Linked DNA regions of Homo sapiens: regions 1 and 2 are each linked to region 3. Evidence: chromatin contacts called from ENCODE Hi-C or POLR2A ChIA-PET data. All regions are on one chromosome and are shown on one strand. The core of a region is the stretch at or near the end of the contact, and the rest is flanking DNA. Distances in the headings are between cores, read along the strand shown. Region 1 overlaps MYCBP2 (MYC binding protein 2). Region 2 overlaps MYCBP2 (MYC binding protein 2). Region 3 has its middle 57 kb from the start of SCEL.

Evidence for each region. Hi-C counts contacts between places; a loop is a spot of excess contacts on that map. ChIA-PET counts read pairs that join two places held with the same protein, here RNA polymerase II (POLR2A). Pooled maps may share reads with other maps.
Region 1: a map of OCI-LY7 shows a loop between it and region 3 (2.2-fold over the local background). The contact joins two enhancer-like sites. A Hi-C loop is called at or near these places in 10 of 168 maps with a recorded cell type or tissue (B cell, CD4-positive, alpha-beta memory T cell, CD8-positive, alpha-beta T cell and 7 more), 29 of 37 single-sample maps with no recorded cell type and 18 of 50 pooled maps. POLR2A ChIA-PET finds 5 or more read pairs at or near these places in 6 of 52 experiments (CD4-positive, alpha-beta T cell, GM12878, OCI-LY7 and 2 more).
Region 2: a map of Caco-2 shows a loop between it and region 3 (4-fold over the local background). The contact joins two enhancer-like sites. A Hi-C loop is called at or near these places in 1 of 168 maps with a recorded cell type or tissue (Caco-2) and 6 of 50 pooled maps. POLR2A ChIA-PET finds 5 or more read pairs at or near these places in 3 of 52 experiments (AG04450, HCT116 and OCI-LY7).

What each region holds. Positions count from the first base shown.
Region 1 is chr13:77,183,087-77,186,676 of GRCh38, reverse strand. It overlaps MYCBP2 (MYC binding protein 2), which reads left to right. Exons shown (of 83, transcript NM_015057.5): 31 at 614-806; 32 at 1,300-1,574. Among named protein-coding and RNA genes, the nearest start is that of MYCBP2-AS2, 100 kb to the right of the region's middle. RefSeq lists an enhancer at 1,842-1,891. Within about 2 kb of position 2,141, at least 4 of the 41 ENCODE cell types and tissues checked have a DNase peak (open chromatin) inside an H3K27ac peak, as active enhancers do; they include OCI-LY7, where a contact is called at or near this core.
Region 2 is chr13:77,054,430-77,057,792 of GRCh38, reverse strand. It overlaps MYCBP2 (MYC binding protein 2), which reads left to right. Exons shown (of 83, transcript NM_015057.5): 79 at 700-807; 80 at 2,026-2,235. Among named protein-coding and RNA genes, the nearest start is that of MYCBP2-AS1, 19 kb to the left of the region's middle. Within about 2 kb of position 1,637, at least 3 of the 41 ENCODE cell types and tissues checked have a DNase peak (open chromatin) inside an H3K27ac peak, as active enhancers do.
Region 3 is chr13:77,477,240-77,480,783 of GRCh38, reverse strand. No RefSeq gene overlaps it. Among named protein-coding and RNA genes, the nearest start is that of SCEL, 57 kb to the left of the region's middle. RefSeq lists enhancers at 1,676-2,318, 2,319-2,963. Within about 2 kb of position 2,248, at least 20 of the 41 ENCODE cell types and tissues checked have a DNase peak (open chromatin) inside an H3K27ac peak, as active enhancers do; they include OCI-LY7, where a contact is called at or near this core.

The sequences.
Region 1 (3,590 bases), core at 892-3,391, 290 kb after region 3:
GCAAAGAAAATCTACCATCTTAAACTCATATGCTAGAATTTTAAATAATCAAAATAGGAATTTTTTAGTATTTTCTAGTCAATTTTTATCTTCTATTAATGTATTTATCAAAAATTGACTGTAGTTTGTATTGCAAATTTTAATATATAGACATAAAATAAGTTATTTGATACTGTTACTGATATCTAACACTAAAACTCTATTTTATTTTTTACTACAGTGACTGTAAAAAGCTTTATTTTTCTTTCAAGTAAACATGCATTGTTTTATAAGTGCTTCTCATTTTTCCCTTGTTTATATGATAAGCTAGATAGCTGGGTAGCAGGAACACTGAAAAATTTATTTTTAAATAGGTAAATATTGAAGAATGTTGTTTTTAGAAATGCTTAACTACTTTACCTTTTTTGTAACAAACTTCAAAGTTACTGTTGAGGGTAATTTAATAAATGAACTATAAAAGTGTCTTGGGCTCAGTAAAAAAAATTCAATTAAAAAACTCAGTAAAAAAATTCAAAAGAAAGTTTTGAAGTTGTCTACCATTGCCTTTCCATTTGATTCCGTTTATGGTATCATTTGAATTAATTGTTGTCTGTTTTTTCATATTCTGGATTAGGAATGTTTTGAGTCATTGTTGAGTATTCTTCACTGGAGCTGGACCACCTTAGTCTTAGGAGTTGAAGAACTTAGAGGATTAAAAGGATTCCAGTTCACAGCTACACTCCTAGATTTAGAGAGACTGCGCTTTGTGGGTACCTGTTGTCTGAGGTTATTGCGTGTCTATACCTGTGAAATTTACCCAGTGTCAGGTATGATGCATTTTTTTTAAATGACTATAGGGAGAAAATATTAGAGACATTGAGAAGATTTACTTTGAGATAACTGAGAGTTTATGCCCCCCAGCTGCATTTAAGCTGCTTCTAAAATGAGGGGAGAAAGTCAGCTTGCTATGATGCTTATGTATTTGCTTATAAAGAGTAAAATAGATTACATGTCATTCTGATACAAAAAGTAATAGTGGGCCAAAGTTAAATAATCTAATAAAGTTTAATTTTAAACAAATTCTGTCAAATAGAAATATTTTGAACAAGCAATTTGGACTTAAATGCTGAAACTAGGTTTTTATTCCCCCTTCCATTTAGATTAAAAATTGGGACTACACTTAATCTCTAAGTTGTTTCATTTCTAAGATATTAGTACTTGTGATACTTAGCTGTATAGGGAATTACTGAATTATATTGATTGTTTTCATGCATATTTAATATTTTGCTTAATTACCAATCTGCTTTTTCCCCCTCAAAGCTACAGGAAAAGCAGTTGTAGAAGAAACTAGCAAATTAGCAGAGTGTATTGGAAAAACCAGAACTTTGTTAAGAAAAATTTTATCAGAAGGAGTTGATCACTGCATGGTGAAATTGGATAATGATCCTCAAGGATATCTCAGTCAACCCTTGAGTCTTCTAGAAGCTGTCCTTCAGGAATGTCATAATACTTTCACTGCCTGCTTTCATTCTTTCTACCCAACTCCTGCCTTACAGTGGGCTTGCCTTTGTGATCTGCTGAATTGTTTGGATCAGGTAATTTAAGTTTGTAAAATGTTAGTTGAAAATCTGATATATTGCTTAATACTCTTCAAGAAAATAAATTGCAGTTGCCATATCTTCTTAACTTGTATAAAAGATAAATTAGGAAATCATTCGGTGTACATGACTTATATAAGCAAAGTTTAAAATTTTTTAAATCTGCTTCATCATCTTTTAGTTACAAAATTGGTAGGCACATTGTGCAGTTGCTGATTGGTTTTTGAATTGGAGTGAGTGATTCTGAGAGAGGGAGAGAGGAAAAGAACCATAGTGACCAGGGGAGAGCAGGGATAGCACCAGGAGGCCCCCGCCACCCTCATCTGTGAGAACAGGAAGGAGAGAGAGCTGAGAGAACAGTCATACTAGCATTGTTCATTCATTCATGAGGAAGCCACAACCTTTGTAAACCTTTATGCACCAAGTCACAGAGTTTCACAACACCTGAGGCAAAACACTGACAGAACTACAGGGAGAAATAGATTCACATTGACAGCTGGGGACTTTAACACTCCTCTTTCAGTAATTAATAGAGGAACTAGGCCAAAAACATCAGCGATGCAGATTTGAACAGTACTGTCAACCATCTTGATCTGACATTTACAAAACAGGATATGAAACTGCAAAATACATATTCTTTTCAAGTACACATGATTTTTAAAAGAAATATTTGGGACCATTCACTAAGGTAGATCATATGCTAGACCATAAAATGTCTTAATAAATTTCAAAAGATTAAAATGTGAAAGAATATATTTTCAGACCACAGTAGAATTACAGTAAAAATCAATAGCAAAGGATATCCAGAAAAAGCACCAAACATTTGGAAAATGACAGCACTTCTAAGTAAGCAGTTGATCAAAGAAGAAGTTATAAAGGAAATTTTAAAATGTTTCACATAGAAAGATAAAAACATAATATCAGAATTTGTGGGATTTAGCTAAAGCATTGCTTAAAAGAGCTCTTTATACCCTTAAATGCTTATATGAAGAAGAAAGGTTTAAAATCAGTGACCTAAGCTGCTATGTTAAGAATCTAGAAGGAAAAGCAAATCTAACCCAAAGTTAGAAGGAAGGAAGGAAATAATAAAGATAAGAGCAGAAATCAATGAAATAGAAAGTAGAGAAAATTAACACAGCTAAAAGTTGGTTTTTTGAAGAAAAAAAGTTGGTAAACTCCTAGCAAACCTGACTGGGAGAGAAGAGAGAAAGAAAAAACATGAAATACCATAATCAAAAGTGAAATAGGGGTTCACCGGGCACGGTGGCTCATGCCTGTAATCCCAGCACTTTGGGAGGCTGAGGTGGGTGGATCACTTGAGGTCAGGAGTTCGAGACCAGCCTAACATGGCAAAACTCAGTCTCTACCAAAAATACAAAAATTAGCCAGGCATGGTGGTGCACAGCTGTAATCTCAGCTACTCGGGAGGCTGAGGCACGAGAATTGCTTGAAGGCGGGAGGTGAAGGTTGCATTGAGGCAAGATTGTGCCACTGCACTCCAGCCTGGTGACAGAATGATACTCCATCTCAAAAAAAAAAAAAAAAAAAAAAAAAAAAAGAAATAGGGACTATCACTATAAACAACTTTATACTGGTGAATTTTTCAGCCTTAGAGGAAGTTGACAAATTCCTTGAAAAATATAATTTTATCAAAACTAACACATTAAGAAATAGAAAAATCTGAATTGCCTCATATCCATTTAAAAATTATCAAAAACTTTCCCACAAAGAAAATTTCAAGTCCAAATATTGTCATTTATGAATTCTGTTAAACATTTAAGAAAGAAATAATGTCAACCTTTTACAAAGTCTTTTGGAAAATACAGGAGGCAACACTTCCCAACTAATTTTATGAGTTTAGCTTTATCCTATACCAAAACCTAACTAAGATACTACAAGGAAAAATTACAGATGAATATCACTCAGAAACATAGATGCTCTTAAAAATATTATCAAACCAAATTGAACATGTAAACAATATATCATAACCAAGTGGGATTTATCTTAGAAATA
Region 2 (3,363 bases), core at 388-2,887, 420 kb after region 3:
TTCTTTTAATCTATACATGTACCAGGCTAATGAGGAGCAAATTCTGCCTCTTTATGCTGTGCTTTCTATGTTGCATGCTCAGCTTTAATTTGTGATTTGTGTGAACCTCTGTAATCAACAGAATGTATAAAATATTCAGAAGCCAGGGGGAAATAATTAGATTATCCCCCAGTAGCTAAGGCTCTTCTTAATTTCCAAAATCCAGAATGGTATTTTTACAACATTATATAATTGATCTATACATAATGATACATACTTCTATACATACACAAGTTACTGTGCACTAAATAGGTTTTTTTAACTTTTGCCCATTGCTTATATTTTCAGTTCTCATGATTCCAAGATAATAATAGTCTCCAAAAGAAAATCATAAGTCAGTAATTTCTTCTTCTTTCTGTGAGATACAAAATTGAATAATTTTACTTTTTTTCCTAACCTAGCTTACTTTATATAAGTGGCATGAATGTTAAAAAGCAGGAGAAGCCAAAGGCCTAGTTAATAGTATCCCAATTTACTGTAATGAAATTTAGTAAATAATAATGTCCCAATTTCAGTGTCCCAATGAATTTTCATTATAGTAAATTTCTTGATTTTTCTCTTACCTGCTTTAAGTAGTGCCTTGCATTAAATAATCTCCCAGTCACTCAACTGTTTATCATTATTATATTTGCTTATGTCCTTTTCTTTTGTTTATTTAAGCTGGATTGTAGTCACATATTCCACTTACAGTGCTGTCGGCGAGTATTAGAAAATCGATGGCTTGGCCCAAGGATAACATTTGGATTTATATCTTGTCCCATTTGCAAGGTATGGAAAGAATCTGAAATCATGTACTTTCTTTTTCTTTTGTTCTTTCTTTTCACCTTTCAAAATAAACATATGTCAGTATCTCTTGGTTTTACCCACCAGCCCCTAGCAGTTTCTTCCCTTCTCATTCATGTGGAACCTGAGAATATAATCTCTCTGTTATAATGCATCTCAAAACAGTAATTGTCCATTTAAAACTGATTACATTCTGTTAAACATATTACATGAGAAAGTTCATTTAAACATCGTGATGCATTAAAGGGCATGCATCTCTACTCTCAGACCACTAGAGAGCTCAGTTGACATAACATGACAACGGCTACCAAAAAGAAGAATGATCCTCTGGTGTTTGTAGAAACTGATACCTGCCATTAAAGAGTGAAATTGGAACCCTCAGTACCACTAGAACAGATTCTTTTAGAGCTTAGTTAAAACAAGGAGAAAGTTCTTGGCATTTTGACACATTTGTACAAAGGTAGTCAGCAAGTAGGAAGTTGTTTTGGCAAGCTAATAATGATTAACAAAAAGCTGTTTTTGAAGAATGTGGCAGTACTTTCCCTATTAATTCATCGCCCCTTTTTGTTCTATTAAGCTCTCCCTATTTTCTTATCTTCGTATTTGCAAACTAATATAAAGGGTAGAATGTGGAAAGACTTAGCACAATCATTGTCTAGATAGACTGAGGAATAATCAAAAAGATTGTAGTATTTTGCTCTCCCCTATCATATGGTGCTACAAATATTAATAGATACATGAAAGTTTTACAGCAAATACTACCTGTTCACTTCTGTCACCTGGCGTTCTGCCTTCCCCTCAAGGAAGCAAAACACACACACACACACACACACACACACACACACACACACACACACACACACACACACACCAAACACAGAGCGTGTCTTATTTGTGGCAACAAGGTAACTTTGTTTCCACAATAGCTAGGGCAACAGGAGATATATTTCAGACGCAGGAAATATAAAGCTAATAAAATGGAATTTTCATGCTCTGTGTCCCATTTGCCCCATTTTCCCTGCTCTTGGAAAAATATGGGCTTCTAAAGAATTTACAGAATGTTTTTCAAATGACATTTTATTTAGAATATGTGTGCTGTCTGGTTATCTTCTAGCACAATGCTTGGCACTTAGGTGCATGCTAAGTGTTTGTTGAGTTGGTTAATAAATGATTCTGCTAAAGAGTGTTCATTTTTTATTGCAGAACAAAATTAATCACATAGTACTAAAAGACCTACTTGATCCAATAAAAGAACTCTATGAGGATGTCAGAAGAAAAGCCTTAATGAGATTGGAATATGAAGGTCTGCATAAGAGTGAAGCTATCACAACTCCTGGTGTGAGGTTTTATAATGACCCAGCTGGCTATGCAATGAATAGATATGCATATTATGTGTGCTACAAATGCAGAAAGGTATGCTATAAATTATACTGAGAAGTTTTAAAAACTAGAGCTTACCTATATGATTAAGAATTCAAATTGTACAGTGATATCTAATTATTCCATCTTAAGCCTGAAGTTAAAAATAAGATAGCTTGGTACAATGTTTCCCAATGTTTCCAGTAAAACTTGTTTACTTAACTTGTTTGGGGATTCTTTATTTAACCTGAACAAACTTTTCGAAACATGCAGTATTTCTGTATACAAGCTGCTTCCCATCAGTAATAACCTGTTGGCCCAGGGCAATTCCTTCTCGAATAAACTTCTCTCACTTGACTCTGCTAACCATTCCTTCCTTAAAACCCTTAATTCCTTGGCTTCCAGGACAACACACTCTTTTTCTGTCCTCCTTCCTTTCTAGTCATTTATCTTTAACTACTTCTTCTTTTTTTTTTTTTAACCTACCCCTTACATATTTGTTTTCCTAGAGCTCCATTCTTGCCTACTTAATAAATACTTCCTTACCTTGGGTGACCTCTTTTACATCTATACCTTCACCTACCATGTATATGTTTATGACCCCCCAAAATTTTTGAGATTTAGTTACAAATAACCAACTGCGTACCAGACATTTGGATCTCTCACACATACTTCAGAGTTCACATGTCAGGTATTATATTCATCAATCTTGGCCGGGCACAGTGGCTCACACCTGTAATCCCAGCACTTTGGGAGGCCAAGGTGGGCAGATTTCTTGAGCTCTGGAGTTTGAGACCACCCAGGGCAAGATGGCAAAACCCCATCTCTACAAGAAATACAAAAATTAGACAGGTAGGTTGGCATCTGCCTGTAGTCCCAGCTACTTGGGGGACTGAGGCAGGGGAATCGCTTGAGTCCAGGGGGTTGAGGCTGCAATGAGCTGTGTTTGTGCCACTGCAGTCCAGCCTGGGTGACATAGTGAGACCCTGTCTCAAAAAAAAAAAAAAAGACTTTACCAATCTCTGATCTTTATTGACAAAATCCTATCAATTCTGTCTCCAGATCTCTCTTGAGTCCTTTTTTCTTTCCATTACATCTCCAGCAAACCTAATCATTTTCCTTGGTAATTACAGTAGCCTTCTTCCTGAGCTCGGGTGTAGAACCCCTAATTCCTCTGTTGCA
Region 3 (3,544 bases), core at 999-3,498:
GCTTCGGCTGCCACCCGTATCCATAATCCAATCCAATGAGGCCAGGGTAGCAGGACCACATGACCAAAATCATCACAGCTTCTGTTCAAGGGGCCATTTGTGGCCTCTGTATTCTGGAGGGAACTGGGGGCTGTTATTTGGACTCTCAGAACTTAAATCAATACCCTGGGAGAAACTGAGTCATGTTTATATGTCGAGGGGATTAAGCCAGGGACCAATGGGAGATGAAAGATACATGAGAGAGAAGAGACAAGGATGCAGCAAGGGCTCTGAGGAAATGGGAGCGAGGTGGAGAGACTGGTCTCAGAAAATAAGAGAAAAAAATAAAAGAGGAGTCTTTTTGCTCTACCCCACCCACTCCTGAGAAAGGAGGTAAGGGCAAGATTGCAAAGTTAAGTATGCTTACTGAATAGAAGGAACTTGAAGGAGTTATTGTAAATAGATCCTGCTTCCTCCGTGAGGTAAGAGACAAGGGCATCTGCTGACAGTGAATGTAGGGAGTCAGGAGTGGGGGAGGGGGAGGACTTGCAGAGATGGATGAAAACTTGGAAAAGCCACAGTTAGAAACGGGAGGGAACCTACTGGGAACTGGCAATCAAGCTGCACTGAAGCAACTGTCTTTTATTTGCATTTGCTAATAGCAATTAGCCACTTTTTGAACAAAGACCCAGACAAAGGGAGACACAAACCTTCCCTGAAATTGTTCAGTGAAAAAATCAGGGACTTGCAAACTCTAGCAAATTTCACAGAAGAACCTTTAACCTAACTTTTCAATTTTGCAATTGTACAGCTCTGGAACATTTCAGAGGGATTTCCTTCGCTGTCCAGAAGGAAAATATTATTGAACTAAAAAAAGTTTGAGACAATAGAAATTTGTTAAGAAATCTGGATTTTGTCTGATTCAGTTCTTTTTGACATTAAGAGGTTGATCTACTTTGTATAGAAGAGTGTTAAAGAAAACGTAGACAAAAGGCATTTAGGACCCTTATAGAAGTATTAAGTAGTGATACATGAAAACATTTATTTACAGTGGGCTTTGTTTTCATTGATTAAAAAAAAAAGGAACCACCAAAACTGTTCTTGCTAGAATTCAAAAAGACAATGAAAAGCTCATCTCCATAGTCTCTGAGGAATAAAATAGCTTGGGTGTGGTTATGTTTGGTGATTTAGCATGCTGAGTTAATTATTTTTCTTTTCTTTTCTTGAGACAGGGTCTCTCTCTGTTGCCCAGGCTGGAGTGCAGTGGCACCATCACAGCTCACTGTAACCTTGAACTCCTGGGCTCAAATGATCCACCCATCTCAGCCTCCCGAGTAGCTGGGACTACAGGCACATGCACCACCAAGTTTGACTTTTTCTGGGGAGGGGGGATGAGTGTCTTACTAGGTTTCCCAGGCTAGTCTGGAACTCCAGGGCTCAAGCGATTTTCCTGCCTTGGCTTCCCAAAGCACTGGGATTACAGGTGTGAGCCACTGCGCCTGGCCATTAAATTAATTCTTAAAAAAATGTCCTCCCTCTGGTTTTGGCAAGCAACTGAACTGAACTGAGACATAAATCTGTAGTCTTCGTTTTAGATTGCAGTTGAATTCATGAAGTAAAAATGTGCTTCTGACATGGTATTTTAAAAAAATGAACAACTGCTCTGTCTCAGCTGGCATGTCCTAAAAGAAGACAGCATCTGGATAAAATTCAACATAGAATTTTAGCTTTTGTGGCATTTTGAATAAAAACAGTTGGCCAAACAACTACCTATTTAAATTATTGAAAGCTGATGATTACAAATAATACTTCTGGCTGATAATTAGAGTGGAAGTAGAAATCATTCAGAATGCTATGAGGTTGGACAGGATTCCAGAATTAGTTTTCCCTTAAATAGAGTGTTGCAGACAAAAGCAGTTTGGTCTTCAAAGAGCGAGTATTCTTAAACCATTGCATTCACCAATGGGGGCTATGAAGATGTGGGTTAATTTACTTAACACTTCAGAGGTTTGGAGTTTTCAGACAGCCGCAAAGATGAGGCCAAATCGAGATTAAAATTGCTCATTCTTCTCTTGTTCTTTTCAAACACAATAACATCACGTTCTTAGAAGATGACTTGCCATACAGAGCTTTTTATTTGAGACCCAACACGGTAAAGAAACAAGGATACAATCCTCTTTGTAAAACAAAATGTAATTGAAAACAGCCACTAGAGGGCAGTGAAAATACTGGGGATGTTGCAATGCAAGTCCTTTGATCAGAACCTTAAAATGAAAGCTGTTTTGCAGGATTTTGAAAGCATTTGATTGTTTAGCAAATGAGAGACCTGAGGGGTGGGGGTGGGGGTAGAAGCAAGAGAAGAAAGTATCTTCTTGATCATATTAATGTAACATTAATGAAAGACAGCACTACCACGTCTGGCCCGAGCCTTCAGGACGACAGTTGTAGGACAGTGATTCAGCACAGATGATGTAATGAGGTCAGTCCCCCAATTCACTCTGTAATTTAACCCTGCCTACAATAGATCAAGGAGGCTGGGCAACCGTAACACAACAAAACACAAATCATTGGCATTCGACCTTACAGAACATTCAAAAGCAACAGTATTGGTAGGTTGTTTGCTGAGTGTGTGTGTGTGTGTGTGTGTGTGTGTGTGTGTGTCTGTTTAATGCAAGCAATGTCTTTTTAAAAGATTGTGAAGTCAGAATTATTACTTTAAAAAAAAATTCCCACAGCTCCATTTAACCCACGCTATTTGTGGGAGGTGAGAAAGAAATGACTCACATGATCGCTAAAATGCTTGTGAAAATGCAGATAAAATGGTGACAGACATTGAAACATTCAGCTCTGATTCTTTAAAAATCCTTGCAAAAAGAGAATTGGGCTGGAGGTAGGGAGGGTACAATCAAGAATTAATTCTAAGCACTCTGCAGAATCTTAGACCTTAAAGCTAGAAAGCATTTTAAGGTCCTCTGCATCATACAATATTTTCCATATTTCCAGCCTATAATTTTGCTTTTAGCCATTTCAAAGTAGAAAAATCTCTATACTGTGCTAGTACATCAAGAAGCAGTTCTCAAATCAGCTACCACTGAATTGACTATGGAAATGTGGCTGTAGATACAATTTGCAATTGTCAAAAGCAACCAAAGAATCTTTAGGGACTCTAGGCATAGGTGTAGTGAATAAGCACAGAAGTCATAGCCAACCCACTTTTATTTTCTAAAGCAGAGAACTCTGGCAACCAGTGTTGTGAGTTCCGTGGATGGCATGCTGGCTCCTTGAAGGAAAAGGCTCTTAGACACACTCAAGCTTGAACACACTCAAGCTTGAACGATGATGAGAAATAACCATATCCTTATTCTTCAGAGTAAAATGATTCATCCTAACTTGTTGACAGTAAAGAGAAAAAGTGTGATTCTTAGGTCCATGACAGTTTCTCCAATCATCTATCTAAAACATAGCTGCGATTGATTTATTGAACATATTTACTCATATATTTTTGTCAATAAGTACATATTTTTCATATAGGCACACAGAAAAGCAAATCATATGATCTACTGTA